Linked DNA regions of Homo sapiens: region 2 is linked to region 1. The links are chromatin contacts, found by Hi-C or POLR2A ChIA-PET in ENCODE. All regions are on one chromosome and are shown on one strand. Each heading gives the region's core, a stretch centred on a gene start or an enhancer-like site at or near the end of the contact. The rest is flanking DNA. Distances are from core to core; before and after follow the strand shown.

Region 1 (2,687 bases), core at 51-2,550:
GATGGTGTTGCTCCCAGGAGAAAAATGTTGACATCTATTTTTGTGTGGTTCATCCAAAACTGGACGCTGGCCCACCTGTTCATTAGATTTCAACTCCCCAGCCATTTCACACCAGTCCCCAGGTCCATCCTGAAGAGGTCCACTCTGGGAGTTCTTCACTGCACATAATGTGACATGCAGGCCTCTCAATGTAGTGTTCAAGGTCCCGCCTGCTCCCTTGCCAGTCGTTTCAGCCTCATCTTCCACCACTCGTAGCCTCCAGCTTTAGACTCTTTGAAGCACAACAGCTGGAACTCCTGGCCCCGCGCCCCCCCACCCCCTTCTTGCTGTTTGCTTCTTAGTCTTGCTAAAATCCACTCGTATTCAAAGACTCAACCCAGATACCCTTCCTCTCCGAAGTCTTCTCTGAGCTTAGATTCCCTCTTGGTAATGAGGGGGCAATTAGCCTGGATGACTCTTATGTGTGCCCCTGAGCTGCCATCTAAGGACTTGGCCTAGAGAGGACCCCGGATGTGGCGGTGGGGTTCTCTTCCAGGCCCCGTCTTTCTAGTGTAGTGTGACCTTGTGCGAATGCCTGCCCTCTCTGGGCCTTTGTGCCCTCTCCCAGGGATGATCCGTGTGAGGTCTCCGTGCATCTGAAATAACTCTCTCTCTGCCCTGCACATTGATCTCCACAGTGTTCTTCACTGGACTCCGAATCAGCCACTCCCCGTTCCAGATGCAGAAAATGAGGACGGGAGAGGGAAAGGCCGCACGATGCTACGGTTACTTTTTTCACCCGTGAATGGCAAAGGCTGGGCAGTGGTGCCCGGCCTCCCGGCGAAGGTCTGGACCCCGCTGCCCAAAGGTGCCGGTAGCGAAGTGGGCGCCGACTGCGAGCGCTTCGGGTTCCTCCGCGCCAAGGCCGTGCCACGTAGCCGCGGGCCGGGCCGGGCCGGGCGCGGGATGGGGGCGCCGCGCCAGAGGTCACGGCCGAGCGGGGCGGGGGCCGGGGTTTGGCGGCCGCGCGGCTGGAGCGTCCTCGGAGCCACACCGCGCGGGGGACCGGGCTGCGGGGCGTCCCCAGCAGGCCCCGCCAGGGCGAGGCCGGGCCCAGCGGCGCCGCCAGACCCCGCGCACTCACCGATCCGCGGTACTTCTCCAGCGACACCAGTTTGCCCCGGATGTTGACCGCCTTGAAGTCGTAGAAGTCCTGCTCCTGCTGCGCGCAGGCCGCAGCCCACAGGAGCAGCCACGCCGCTGCCACCGTCGCCGCCACCATGGCTTGTTCCGGAGGTGGCGGCGTCGCGAGGGCAAAGACGGGGCGGGGGGATCTAGCGCGGGGGGCGGGAGGAGGCGGCTCTGGCGCCGCTCGGCCCGCAAGGCAGGACGCGCCGCGTTCTCGTTCCCTCCGCAGGCGGTGGATGTCCGGCTCTGGACCTCAGTTTCACCGTCTGTCCTGAGGCAGCGCACCCCTGCCCCGGACCCCAGAGCCAGGGTTTCAGGATTCTGTCCCCTGAGACCGGAGTTCGTTTCAGTGAGGCTCCCTCTTGTCCCAGGAAACAGCGACTTGGCAGGGACAGGGAGGCAAAAATCTGAGAGCTCAGCTTCTCATTAGTGCAGCGGCCTTAGGCTGGCCTGGTCACGCCCCCACTCCGACCTCAGTTTCTCCACATGTTAAGTGGAGCTAGTCGGTATAGGATGGAAGTAATAGAAAAACGGATGCGAAACACTTTAACAGTTGAATGGTGCCTGCAAACTTCAGGTGAATGAATGCATGTTCCCTGAAAGTGATGGCTGGGAGAAGAAGAGAGGACCGTGGGCCTGTTGCAGGTTAGGTTCCTGGAAGCAGATTCTGAGATGGAGATTGGAGTGCAGGATGTTTATGAGGGAGCACCCTTGGGATCAACAGGCGTGGGAAGGATGGGAGGGAACAGGAGTGGCACAGGGGGAAAGTAGTGAGCTCCATGCAGGCCCCAAGACAGTTTTAGCTGACTCGACAGGGACTCTAGAGCTAGAGTAGCCCATCAGATGAGCTAAGATGGCCAGGTCATCCTGCCTTTATCAGTCCTTGGATGTGGGGCCACCTGGCAAGTGGGGCAACAAGGGCCAAGATGGCCCTGTCTGTGGAGAAGCTGACATTAAAGGCTTTGTGCTAACAGCACTCCTAGCAGCTGGTGTCTGTCCTAAGTCCTCAGTGATGGGGGATCTGGGCAGCACATCACAATGTCTCCCCCTGCTCAGAAAACCCCTGTTGAGCCCATGAAATGTCAAACATGGAGCTGGATCCTGTACTCACAGGCTGTGAGTTTTTTCTGGAAACTCACAGACTGGTGTGAGAGAAACCAGGTAAACTGCAGATTTTATGTAATGTGGTAAGGGCTAAGCACTCCTGTGGTCATCAACAAAAACTTCCTGAGCACCTTTTCTATGCCAAGTTTTGCTTTAGGTGATTCTTAGGCAGGGATGAACAGGAGGGCATTATCTCTATCCAGGGAGACACAGGAATTAAATAATTTATAAATAGCTCTAAAATTACTGTTGTGGTGAGTACCACCTAAACTAGCCTGGAGGGCCATGGAGGGCTTTCCAGAAAAAGGGAGATTTGAGCTGAGCTCTGAAGAATGAGGAGAAATTGGTCAGGATGAAGCAACATACAAGTGCAAAGGTCCTGGGGGGAAAGGAACATGGTGCATTGAGTAACAAAG
Region 2 (2,687 bases), core at 130-2,629, 96 kb before region 1:
CGGAGGTTGCAGTAAGCTGAGACCGCGCTATTGCACTTCAGCCTGGGCAACAAGAACGAAACTCCGTCTCAAAAAAAAAAAAAAAAAAGACGAATAGGAAGTGGCTGTCTTAGGAGAACTTTCCATCTAAGCTTTATGGAACTGATGATTCTTAGCAGGAACAGGAGCAGGAAAACAAAGCAAAATGTAGGTAAATTTCCTCTCCTCCTCCCCATCTCCTTGACATGTTCCTTTTCTACCTCATTCATTCTTTTTCGCTCTTGTCGCCCAGGCTGGAATGCAATGGCACAATTTCGGCTCACTGCAACCTCCACCTCCCAGGTTAAAGCAATTCTCCTGCCTGAGCCTCCCAAAGAGCTAGGATTACAGGTGTGCTCCCTGTAATTTTGTATTTTTAGTAGAGACCCCTGCTAATTTTGTATTGTTAGTAGAGACAGAGTTTCACCAGGTTGGCCAGGCTGGTCTCGAACTCTTGACCTCAGGTGATCCACCCACCTCGGCCTCCCAAAGTGCTGGGATTACAGGCGTGAACCACCGCGCCCGGCCTCATTCATTCTTTTATTTTTTTAAAAAAAATTATTATTGCATACCAACTCCCTCACTTACTGTGTGACCTTGGACAAACTACTTAATTTCTCTGTACTTTAGTTTTCTTATCTGTAGAATGGGGATAATAATAATACCTACCCACAGTGTCACTGTGAGTGTTTTTACAGTGACATGATATATAATGAGAATTAAATGAGTTAATTCATATAAAGCATTTAGAGCCTGGAACAAAGTTCAGCACTGTTTGAGTACTAGGTGTTATAACAGTGACGTTGCTACACCCTTCACTGCTACTGTGTGCCAGTCAACATCTCCCATAGCCATTCATTGCTTAGGTAATTCATGTTGGTGGCCAAGACAGGTCTGGGAAGAAGACAGATGAATCAGACTGCTCACTGCACTTTGTCCAGCTACACCTGGCACATATAGAAGCTCCTCTAAATGCTTGCTGAATGGATAAGCGAATGTCTTCCTATTGAACTCCAAGTTCTTTGAAGGCAGGGACCATATTCCTAGCTGTCATATCCCTAGAACAATGCACTGGTGAGGCACACAGTAGGCGCTTAGGGATTATACATAGATAAATGACTGCAGGTGGAAAATCACTAAGGCTACAAAGCGAGCATAGGTAAGGTGCTGCAGAGAGACAGCCCCCAGTTTCAGGAAGGCGGTAGCCCTGGAAGCGTGGCTGCCAGCGCCCTTAACGGCGCGATGGCTGCTGGGAAGCACAGGCTCGCTTGGCTCGCCCCGGGATCCCGGGAGAGCGCCGCGGTTGGCGTCGGCGTCAGCCCCACGCCCCGCCCCGCCCCCTCCGCCGGCTCACGTGACCGTCTTTGGGCCGGCGCGAACCATGGCCGGCATGGTGGACTTCCAGGATGAGGAGCAGGTCAAGTCCTTTTTGGAGAACATGGAGGTGGAGTGCAACTACCACTGCTACCACGAGAAGGACCCGGACGGTGAGCGGCTCCAGCGCAGCCCGGCGACGCGTCGGGGAGGGACGTGCCCGGAGAGGTCTGGTCTGCGACCTCTGAGAGGCTGGAGAAGGAATCACGTGGCGGGCGGGGGACGGGGTCTGTGGATCGCGGTGACCGCGTGTGTTGGGAAGGGCGATGTGTCCCGGGAAGACCGAGCCAGGAGGCCGGGGCGGGTAGGAAGAGACGTGCTGGGGCTTTTGGGTTAGGGACTGGGGATCCATCGGTGAACAGATGAAACTCCCTGCCCTCGTGGAGCTTCCAAGCTAGTGCGGGGAGTCGGGCAATAAGCCTCAGGTAATTCATGAAATCGTGTTCGAAAGTAGTAAGTACCGGCCGGGAGCCGTGGCTCACGCCTATAATCCCAGCACTTTGGGAGGCTGAGGCGGGTGGATCACGAGGTCAGGAGATCGAAACCATCCTGGCTAACACGGTGAAACCCTGTCTCTACTAAAAATACAAAAAATTAGCCGGGCGTGGTGGCAGGCGCCTGTATTCCCAGCTACTCGGGAGGCTGAGGCAGGAGAGTGGTGTGAACCCGGGAGGCGGAGCTTGCAGTGAGCAGAGATCGCGCCACTGCACTCCAGCCTGGGCGACAGAGCGAGACTCCGTCTCAAAAAAAATAAATAAAAAGAAAGTAGTAAGTGCCGTGGAAAAAAGACTGGGTGAAGGGTGTCAGGAGGGCAGGAGGGCAGTTTTAAATTGAGTGATCAGGGAAGATCACTGAGAAAGTGGCAATTGAATAAAGCCTTGAAGAAGGTAAGGGAGTGAACCATGCAGTTCTTACCATAGGTAACAGCTGGCGAAGACGCCCTGAATCACAAATGTGTCCTGTGTGTTGTGTGAACATTGAATTGACTTAAGAGTATAGGTGGATGGTGGTGACCAGAGGGGTCCACCCAGAGCAGCTAATACCTTTGGGTGGTTTTCTTCTTCTTGCTTTATTTTTATTTTTTGTATTTTCTTTCTTTTTTGAGATAGTATGTCACTACGTTGTCCAGGCTGGTCGCAACTCCTGGGCTCAAGTGATCCTCCCGCCTTTGATTACAGGCATGAACCACTGCACACTGCCTACTTTTTAATTTTTTTGTTTTTTTGAGACTGAGTCTCACTCTGTCACCCAGGCTGGAGTACAATGGCTCGATCTCAGCTCACTGCAACCTTTGC

Evidence for each region. A loop is a pair of places that touch in the nucleus more often than their neighbours do. ChIA-PET counts read pairs that join two places held with the same protein, here RNA polymerase II (POLR2A). Pooled maps may share reads with other maps.
Region 2: a map of esophagus muscularis mucosa shows a loop between it and region 1 (2.2-fold over the local background). The contact joins the promoter of COA7 here to the promoter of GPX7 in region 1. A Hi-C loop is called at or near these places in 9 of 168 maps with a recorded cell type or tissue (B cell, CD4-positive, alpha-beta T cell, CD4-positive, alpha-beta memory T cell and 4 more), 3 of 37 single-sample maps with no recorded cell type and 18 of 50 pooled maps. POLR2A ChIA-PET finds 5 or more read pairs at or near these places in 12 of 52 experiments (CD4-positive, alpha-beta T cell, CD8-positive, alpha-beta T cell, GM12878 and 9 more).

The regions. Positions count from the first base shown.
Region 1 is chr1:52,600,984-52,603,670 of GRCh38, reverse strand. It overlaps GPX7 (glutathione peroxidase 7), which reads right to left and starts at 1,300. Exons shown (of 3, transcript NM_015696.5): 1 at 1,124-1,300. The coding sequence starts at 1,261.
Region 2 is chr1:52,697,039-52,699,725 of GRCh38, reverse strand. It overlaps COA7 (cytochrome c oxidase assembly factor 7), which reads left to right and starts at 1,379. Exons shown (of 3, transcript NM_023077.3): 1 at 1,379-1,505. The coding sequence starts at 1,400. RefSeq lists an enhancer at 1,150-1,209 and a silencer at 1,260-1,399.